2 separate regions of the Homo sapiens genome follow, and region 2 is linked to region 1. Evidence: chromatin loops called from intact Hi-C (ENCODE). Cell type or tissue: HepG2. All regions are shown on one strand.

Region 1 (5,000 bases):
TTCTCTATCAAAGATATTTTACTCTTTGCAAACCTGTTCCCTTCACTTTTAACCATGAGTCAAATCTGTATTTTTCCAATGCCAGTCATGATTCTTAATGATAATGAAAATTAGCTTAGTAGATGACACCCAGGTTAAAAAAGAAAAGAAAACACGAGTAGAATAGAAAAAATAGTGCACTGCATGTAGTAAGGTTAAATATTGCTTTAGGGAGTCGTTCCCCCCCTCCCCCTTTTGTATGAGTGTACACATGTGTATATGTATATACTAGATTTTGATGTAAAATGGATTCTGTGTCATGAATCAAGATCAGAAAATTTTGAAAGTCTTTGTTGTAAGTGACTAGGTGACTAGAACCATATAAGAATGGGGAGAAAATTTGTATTAGCGTAACAAACTGGAGTAGTACATGTTTTGGAGTGGATTAAGGGAAAATGCTAGTAATTCCTTCAAAATTCCATTTTCTGAGATGTTATTCTGAGTAAGAAGAGGAAATCCTGGCTTACTGATATCTCATAACTTGAGAGGGCAAGAATTGAGGGTAGACCTCAATTGAATGGACCTTGAATAGACAGATAGCAATCTACTTGAAGTCCCCTTCACTGTTACATATCAGTAGTATTCATGGGCATCTGCTCTGAGAAACTCACAGGAAAAAAAGCCAGTGATAAATGTCTCAAATGGTATTGGTCTTTTTATTATGGACAGTAGTAAAAGAGAGTCTAGAGAAGACTGCACTTTCATAAAGTGATAGACCAGATATAGCTAGGAAATGGGGTAATAGATTTGCTACAGTGACACAACCTTGCAGGTATGTTACTTCCCCCTCTTTCTACTTCTTCAGCTGCTACACCACTTCTGTTGGTATTTCCACAGCTTTCTTTTCATTTCTTCAGCCTGCTGTTTATCAATAAATTGGTATTATAAGCATAAATCAATAAGCCATCTACCCCCTATCTATTTATCCAACCAGTATTTTTTGAGCATTCATCACCATGTTCTGGACACTGTTTTGAATACTGTTACTATAACTGGGAAGTAGCACAAAATGATTATGAAAACTTAAAAATAAATGATTGCTGGAAACATGGAGCAGTGGAAAATGTTTACAGTACAGAAACTGTTTAATATGGTTCTGTATTAAAAATTTTTAACCATGAGCATATACTATTTTTGTAACTATTTTTAAGTAGCTAGAAAATTATGCATCAGGCAAATGCAAATTAAGTTAAAAAAAGAGATTACCATTTTAATTAAGTAGAATTCAAGGCACAGATTTTTCCCTAAATGAGACACAGAAGGCAGTTTTTTCTTTTTCAGTTTATGAGCGATTACTGTCTACAGTAGGGATATAGTAATCATTAGTGTTTATGTACAGATTTAAAATGTGTTGGCCAGGCATGTCGGCTCATGCCTGTAATCCCAGCCCTTTAGGAGGCCAAGGCTGGGGGGTCGCTTGAGCCTAAGAGTTCAAGACCAGCCTGGGCAACATGGTGAGACCTTGTTTCTGGGTTTTTTGTTTTTGTTTTTGTTTTTGTTTTTGAGTCTTGCTCTCTCACCCAGGCTGGAGTGCAGTGGCACAGTCTCGGCTCACTGTAAGCTCCGCCTCCTGGGTTCATGCCATTCTCCTGTCTCAGCCTCCCGAGTAGCTGGGACTACAGGCGCCTGCCACCATGCCTGGCTAATTTTTTGTATTTTTAGTAGAGACAGGGTTTCACCGTGTTGGCCAAGATGGTCTCGATCTCCTAACCTTGTGATCCGTCCGTCTCAGCCTCCCAAAGTGCTGGGATTACAGGCGTGAGACGCCGTGCCTGGCCGACCTTGTTTCTATAAAAATAAAAAATATTAGCCGGCCATGTTGGTGTATACCTGTAGTCCCAGCTACTTGGGAGGCTGAGACGGGAGAATTGCTTGAGCCCAGGAGGTTGAGGCTGCAGTGAGCAATTATAATGCCACTGTATTCCAGCCTGGGTGACAAAGTGAGGCCTTGTCTCAAAATAAATAAATAAATAAAATGTGTGAAGTCAAAATTATTAGAAATACATAGATATTTAAAAAAAAAATCAAACCCACACAATAGTTTTGAAGACATTTGTTCTATTTGTTGACAGATATATGTTATCTATTTTTTTCAGTGGTACAGGACAGTAAACAACCAATGTAGAGGAAAGGGTATCAGCTAGACTACTCCAGTGAACTAGGCTCATTCACAAGTTTGGAGGTTGGCTGAGATCAGCTAATATAGGCTGACTTCTACTGGGAAGACAGAAATGACTCAGCTCTGTGACATGTCTCTCAAATTCTACTGTCATCTTCTAGCAGGCTAGCTTGGTCATGTGCTCATAGCTCTGACAAAAGTTCAAGAGAGAGAGCAAACTAAATTGTGCAAATGTTTTTCAAGCCTCTGTTTGCATCATGTTTGCTTATTGGCAAAGCAAGGCATGTGGCCAGGCCTAGGGAGGGAATTGTGCTTCACTCACCAAAAAGGCATGGAAACAGGGAGTAAAGAATGGAGACCAATAAGTACCGAAAGAGAAAATATAATTTAATGGGTGAAATAGAAATAATGAAGACTAGAAATAATCTGAATATATTATGAATAAGGACCATTTAAAAATTAATTTCATGTGTTGGCAACTTGGTCTCAAAAAATTTATATTATTTCTGTATGCACAAGAAAAGAATATACTTTTTCAACAACTGATAGAACATTTACAATAATTAGTTATATTGGGTCACTGAAGAAACCTTGTAAAGTCAGATTTTCTAACCATAACTCAATAAAACTAAAAGCTTTTTAAGTTATTAATAAAAAACTATAACCACTTAGAAATTAAGAATTATTTTTTCTAAATAGTGAGATAAAAGAAGATCAATTCTATATCCTTGTTTAGAATATAATGATGAAGAGCAAATGGGTTGTGGCTCAAGGTGAGTTGACAGTAATAAAGTAGCCTCAAATATATGCATTACCAAATAAGATAAAAGAACAATATATGAAATATGCATAAAACAATAAAATCTCAAAGCAGGAAGATTGGATTGATAAAATCTAAAGACTGACTCTTTAATAAAAGAAAAACTCTAGCTATTTTAATTGTAAGAAGAAAAAATATTAACATTAAATTGAACATTTGTGTTAATCGGCTATGGGTAATTTGTTTTGTGTTTTTCAAGGTCTCTTCATATTGGTTGAAGTCCTTTTGGAGTTTTCTTTCTGGCCTTAGTATGAGGACAGTTGTGATTTTCCTTAACAGTAGTTTCTTCCTCCTCCTATTCCTCCTCCCCCTCCCTCCCTCGTCTAAATCCTTCCTCCCTCTTCTTCCTCTCTCTTCCTCCTTTCTTCCTTCTTCTCCTCCTCACCTTAGCCAGTGCTGCAGATTTTGCATTGGAGAAATTTGTGATATAAAGTTGAAAACACAAATATGAACTAAAAAGTAATAAATTTATGAGACTCAAGTATTTTTATATTAGTTTGCTTTTTGATTCTGTTTTATGTCTGTGTTCTTATTTTTCTCTTCTCTTTTTCATCTATCTCTAACTTGTATTGGTTTTCTTTCCTTTTTTTTTTTTTTTTTTTTTGAGACGGAGTCTTTTTCTGTCATCCAGGCTGGAGTGCAGTGGTGCGAACTCAGCTCACTGCAAGCTCCGCCTCCCGAGTTCACGCCATTCTCCTGCCTCAGCCTCCCGAGTAGCTGGGACTGCAGGCGCCTGCCATCCCGCCCGGCTAATTTTTTTTTGTATTTTTTAGTAGAGACAGGGTTTCACTGTGTTGGCCAGGATGGTCTCGATCTCCTGACCTCATGGTCCGCCCGCCTCGGCCTCCCAAAGTGCTGGGATTACAGGCGTGAGCCACTGCACCCGGCCAGTAACTTGTATTGGTTTTCTATATTTGAGAGTATTTTGTAATACTTTATAGGCATAGATAATGGACTATAAATAAGAAAAAAGACAGTGGTATTATTAAATCTTAGTAAAATTTGAAAGCATAAAAAAGGAAATAAACTGGTATGATATTTATAATCATAATTTTAATTTAATTTTTTATTCTAACTACATTGTAGGCATAAGGGCATGCTTACTAACAAACTATAAATTTATTTTTCATCATATATATATCTTTATTTATTTATTTATTTATTTTTATTTTTGAGACAGAGTCTTGCTCCATCACCCCAGCTAGAGTGCAGTGATGTGATCTTGGCTCACTGCAACCTCCATCTCCCGTGATTCTCCTGCCTCAGCCTCCCATGTAGCTGGGACTACAGACACGTGCCACCATGCCTGGCTAATTTTTTTTGTATTTTTAGTAGAGACGGGGTTTCACCATGTTGGCCAGGCTGGTTTCAAACTCTTGACCTCATATGATCCGCCCGCCTCAGCCTCCCAAAGTGCTAGGATTACAGGCGTGAGCCACTGTGCCTGGCTATATTTGTTTTATCAAATACTTTTTCCTCTATTATTGAAATCAGGAAGGAGACCGCTTAAGTGATGAAGATCTCTACAAATTCCTTGCTGATATGAGAAGGCCATCTTCTGTCTTACGGCGACTAAGACCTATTACAGGTATTTAAAAATTTTGAGTAGAAATGGTTGCAACTATTATTATCACTACTATGTTGTATTGCTTATAATTATGTATCTTTTTTTTTTATTTATCTGGCCCAGACATTTTTCTATGCCCAATGCCTGTCAGTCTTCTTCACTTTATTAACTATCATGTGATCTGACAGTTTGGATGCAGGATTCAGCATCTTTGGTACTTTGAGTGCAGTAGTCCCCACTTACCTATTGTTTCTCTTTCCGTAGTTTCAGTTACCTGTAGTCAACCACGATGTGAAAATATTAAGATATTTGGAGAGAGGAACAGGGAGAAAGAGACCACATTCATGTAACATTTATTATAGTATATTGTTATAATTGCTCTGTTTTATTATGAGTTAGGGTTATTAATCTCTTACTTTGCCTAATTTATAAATTTAACTTTATTGTAGGCATGT
Region 2 (5,000 bases), 110 kb before region 1:
GTAATCCCAGCACTTTGGGAGGCCGAGGCAGGCAGATCACGAGGTCAGGAGATCGAGACCATCCTGGCTAACACGGTGAAACCCCGTCTCTACTAAAAATACAAAAAATTAGCTAGGCGTGGTGGCGGGTGCCTGTAGTCCCAGCTACTCGGGAGGCTGAGGCAGGAGAATGGCGTGAACACAGGACGCGGAGCTTGCAGTGAGCGGAGATCGTGCCACTGCACTCCAGCCTGGGTGACAGAGCGAGACTCCGTCTCAAAAAAAAAAAAAAATGGTTCTTTTACCCGTTAGAGTTCGCTCTTGTTCTTTTGGGCCCTCACATGTTTAATTCCATAATTTACTGCTTATCTGTACCATATTCATTCAAATATTAAGGTTACTTCTATCTTAGTGTATTTATATATTAATACTACGCTAGGCAAACATCTGACCCTTAATACAAACTATTGGTCAATGTGTTGAAGTTAGAAATTACTTCAAAGTAGTTTTTTTTTAAGTGTCACAAATTAGTATACCCAGAATTGAAGACACAAACGGGAATGGCTGCTCAGCTGATGATTCCCCTGTGGCTTTTTCTGCTAAGAGATTCCAGATCCCTGGCCACAAAAATAGGCAGGATCCAGCCTGGGTCACTTTAAGTTACTCACTTCCCTAGGTGCAATGATATGTCCAAGGGGTGGGCTTATGTTTCCTTTCTAGAAAGTTTTTAAACTGAAGCTGAGGAAAAGAAATTCCCTCTCTCCTAAAATGACTAAGCTTGAAAATGACTAAGCTTGAAAGAATTCAATTCCAAGTTGCTTTGGCTGTGTACTCTTCACTAATTCAGCTCATCTTAGACGTTTTGATTAACATCAGCGTGCAGAAAGATGCAGAGACACAGATATGTAAAGGGGGAGAGAGGGTGAGAGAGAGAGAAAGAAAGTAAGAGAGAGAGAGAGAGAGAGAGAGAGAGAGACAGAAACCATGAAATCTGGTAGCATTTATATTCCTGGATCCAGATGTCCCTGGAGCCAGCTCTACTTCTGATATTTCTGCAGTTTGATCACATGCTCCACAAAAGCAGGGATGCCAAGGGCCTAGCACATAAGAGGCCATCCAGAAATAATTGTTGAGATAGAGACTTCACTTTGGGCCATGATGGAGTGACAAGGGCCAGATTTACTCTCCCATCTGAAACAATTTTTAAAAATAGACCAAATACATGACACAATGGTTTTCAGACATTGGCTATCAGGAGGTGGAGGACAATGATCCCTAGAGAGAGAGCGAGTGATCACCCCACTTTCCTGCCTAGAGAGATTCCATATTATATTGCAAAGAGGAGGAGTCCAAGTGGAGCCTCACAGTCTGTGAGTTGAGGAAATGGACCTGGGAGAAGACTGCTGCATAGGAGAGCTCCAGAGATCTGTAGAGGGTCTCCCTTCCTTGTTTAGCTAAGTATCGATCAGTGTGTGTGTATGAGGAATGATCTGAGGTGAAAGCTCTAAAAAAGCCTTCAACATTCATAATAGTTTATTTTGGCCAGACCTGTGCTCTGATTTGGGAAGTAAATGTATCCATAGTTTCAAATGAATAAAAACTCTAATAGTTAAAAAAAAAAATCATTGAATAAATGCGAGTCAATCAAGTCTTTTTTCCTTAAGCCAGTTCCAGTTGGGTTTCTGTCATTTGCAACCAAAGAATCTTAATCAATATACCCTACAATTCCACTTCTCAGAGTTTATCTTCAGGGGCTAATGAAGGATTCCAGAGACTTTAGTTATAAGAATATTTATCATTTTAATTATAAGTATTTTAATTATAAAACTAAAAAATCAGAAACAAACCAGAAAATTTTTGTGCAAATTATGATAAATTTGTCTACTAAAATACTTAACATGACATTTTAGTGGCTTTTATTCTTTTTTCTTTTAACTTGTCTGTATTTTCTGTTATTCTACCACAAATTTCTTTCAACTCTTTTTATAAAAATGCCTGTCTCCTTAGTTGGCCTCTAAGTTTCTAGGTTCTTTCTTTTTCTTCTTTTCTTTTTCTTTTTTCTTTTTTTGAGACAGAGTTTTGCTCTTGTTGCCCAGGCTGAAGTGCAATGGCGCAATATAGGCTCACCACAACCTCCACCTCCTGGGTTCATGTGATTCTCCTGCCTCAGCCTCCCAAGTAGCTGGGATTACAGGCATCTGCCATCATGCCTGTCTAATTTTTTGTATTTTTAGTAAAGATAGGGTTTCTCCATGTTGGTCAGGCTGGTCTCAAACTCCCGACCTCAGGTGATCCGCCTGCCTCGACCTCCCAAAGTGCTGGGATTACAGGCCTGAGCCACTGCTCATGGCCAGTTCTTTCATTTTTTGAGTTTCTGTTTCTGATCTAAAGTTTACCACTGGTTTCCAATTTGTTTGTGAAGCAGAGAATATTGACACACTTTTAGTTGCTTGCATAATTCATTCCTTTCCTATAAGATTATAGACTCTTCCTATTTCCCCAGATCCTTTTAAAGGTCTCTAATCTTTGCAGTTTTGTTACATAACTGTTCATACTGCACACATACAGGCACAATAACAATCACTGAGTAGATGGTTAATCTTTCACTAATAGCCTAAGAAAGAAATGCTGTATTGTCAAAGGCATGTGTTCAATAAATTGGGGCCAGAGAATTTAAACTTTTATCAAAACACATTGAAGCAGCTCAGTTATTAAGCTCCGAGATGTTTCACATGTCTGGCTGACCTAATGCTTTGGCAAATACTGAAAGTGACCTATGTCCCTAGGGGGACACATGTTACGTGTAACAATTCAATGTCCCAGATTTTCCAAAAAAGACCTGATTTCTTTCTTTCTTTGTTTTTCCATAACAAAGGTCATTCTTTTATTGGATTTTGACTTTTATATCTCTGGAAGGCTTTTCCTGAAAATGAATTCATGTATTTAAATAAAAGATCTCTAAATAAATTAATGCAGGAACAGAAAACCAAATACTGCATATTCTCACTTATAAGTGGGAGCTAAACATTGAGTACACATGGACACAAAGAAGGGAACAACAGACACTGGGGCCTACCTGAGGGTGGAGATAAGAGGAGGGTAAGGATTAAAAAACTACATATCACATATTATGCTGATTATCTCAGTAACAAAATCATCTGTAAAACAAACCCCCATGACACACAATTTACTCGTGAAACAAACCTGCACAGGTACCCGCTTGGGCCCACACTAAAAGTTGGAAAGAAAATAAGTAAATAACATATTTTGCTAGATTACAAATCTCTCTCTCTCTTTTTTTTTTTTCTTTTTTTGAGACAGGGTCTCGTTCTGTCACCCAGGCTGGAGTGCAGTGGCATGATCTTGGCTCACTGCAATCTCTCCTTCCCGGGTTCAAGAGATTCTCGTGCCTCAGCTTCCCAAGTAGCTAGGATTACAGGCATGCACCACCATGCCCAGCTAATTTTTCTGCATTTTTAGTAGAGATGGGGTTTCACCATGTTGGCCAAGCTGGTCTCTCACTCCTGATCTCAAGCGATCCACCTGCCTCGTCCTCCCAAAGTGTTGGGATTACAGGCCTGAGCCACTGCACCTGGCCTCAATTTTTAATTTAGAAAAGATGATTACCAAAGCATCAGGGTTGGAACAATTCATCTTTAGGTAGGATAATGTGATATTACAGTAGGATCAAAAAGAGATATGAGTGTTGTGGATAATAAAAATCAAATTAAGGCCAGGTGCGGTGGCTCACGCCTATAATCCCAGCACTTTGGGAGGCCAAGGCAGGAGAATCACTTGTACCCGAGAGGTGGAGGTTGCAGTGAGCTGAGATCATGCCACTGCACCCCAGCCTGTTTCAAATATGAATAAATACTTAAATAAATAAATGGAGAAAAGTTAAGCTGTTCTGGTTAAGAGAATATGAAAAGCAGAAGCCCTTTATCCAAATTTGGTGGGTTACTCTTGCTTTTTTTCTGTTTATTAGAGGAAAATTAGAACAAGGAAAAAAGAGTAAACATCACTAAAAATTCCACTACCTAGAGAACTGCTAATGAAATATATTTTTTCAGACTCTAAAGAATGTCTTCTAACAAATTTGATCAGCAGAATGAAATCTTTTCCCCATCTTTCCATGGGGCTGGGAGAGTGAGATTCTGGGCCAAGATTCAAAGTGAAGAAAGAAAATGTTGTCATCAAATTCAGGAGGCAATGAAATGCGTGGCCAGAAAGAGGAGACAAAGGCCAGAAGCTACTGGAAAATGAATTTGATTGAACAGCCAGACTAGAGCAAACTCTGAGAGTGCTGGGTAATAGCTAAAACAGCAGGGCTGGAGGTCCTTTTGCTCGCTTTTTTATTGCCCAGCAACTGTAAGCTGTTGGTTCAATGGGAGTCATTTAAACAGTCAGGGTTGTTAAGAAAATAAAGCGTGGAATGTGGCCATTTTGTTAAACTTATGAGACTGCAGGTGTGAATTTTTGGTTAAAAGTTTTGACTGCTGTAAAAATGTTACTTCGAATATAATTTGAGTTGTAAGGGCAAAAGAAAGATAATCCTCCTATACATTTTGTCATTTAATTGGGATGATTTTTCAAGTTTCTGCAAATATGGTAATTGCAAATTTAAAGCACCGAGCATTTATTGATGAACAATATTCCCATTGAAAGAAATATAAGTGAGCAAAGTTGCAATACATTCTTTAAATTTTTTTTTCCTAGGAAAAGAGTATGAGGGTATTTGATACCCCCTGATTTCTCCTAATTTCTTATATCTCTAAGGCAAAAAAAAGGGAATATGACTTGCAAGAAATATTCTCAGGCCTGAGTAAATAGAGATTTTTCCACACCTGTTATTTTAAAACATTACTATTAGGCCGGGAGCGGTGGCTCACACCTGTAATCCCAGGCCAGCACTCTGGGAGGCCGAGGCAGGGGATCACTTGAGGTAAGGAGTTCGAGACCAGCCTGACCAACATGGTGAAACCCCGTCTCTACTAAAAATTCAAAAATTAGCCAGGCGTGGT

The links. A loop is a pair of places that touch in the nucleus more often than their neighbours do. Peaks named below come from ENCODE experiments on the same cell type or tissue, not always from the same donor. Only the 100,000 strongest peaks of a DNase experiment are listed, where the experiment ranks them.
Region 2: a loop joins it to region 1, with 2.4 times the contacts of the local background. A loop is called at or near these places in 4 of 110 quality-filtered maps.

What each region holds. Positions count from the first base shown.
Region 1 is chr1:62,619,466-62,624,465 of GRCh38, reverse strand. It overlaps DOCK7 (dedicator of cytokinesis 7), which reads left to right. Exons shown (of 50, transcript NM_001367561.1): 13 at 4,473-4,566. Among named protein-coding and RNA genes, the nearest start is that of ANGPTL3, 24 kb to the right of the region's middle. RefSeq lists an enhancer at 1,180-1,680. In HepG2, no CTCF peak of the experiment used is centred here; a DNase peak (open chromatin) is centred at 2,345.
Region 2 is chr1:62,731,774-62,736,773 of GRCh38, reverse strand. No RefSeq gene overlaps it. Among named protein-coding and RNA genes, the nearest start is that of DOCK7-DT, 46 kb to the right of the region's middle. In HepG2, no CTCF peak of the experiment used is centred here; a DNase peak (open chromatin) is centred at 2,513.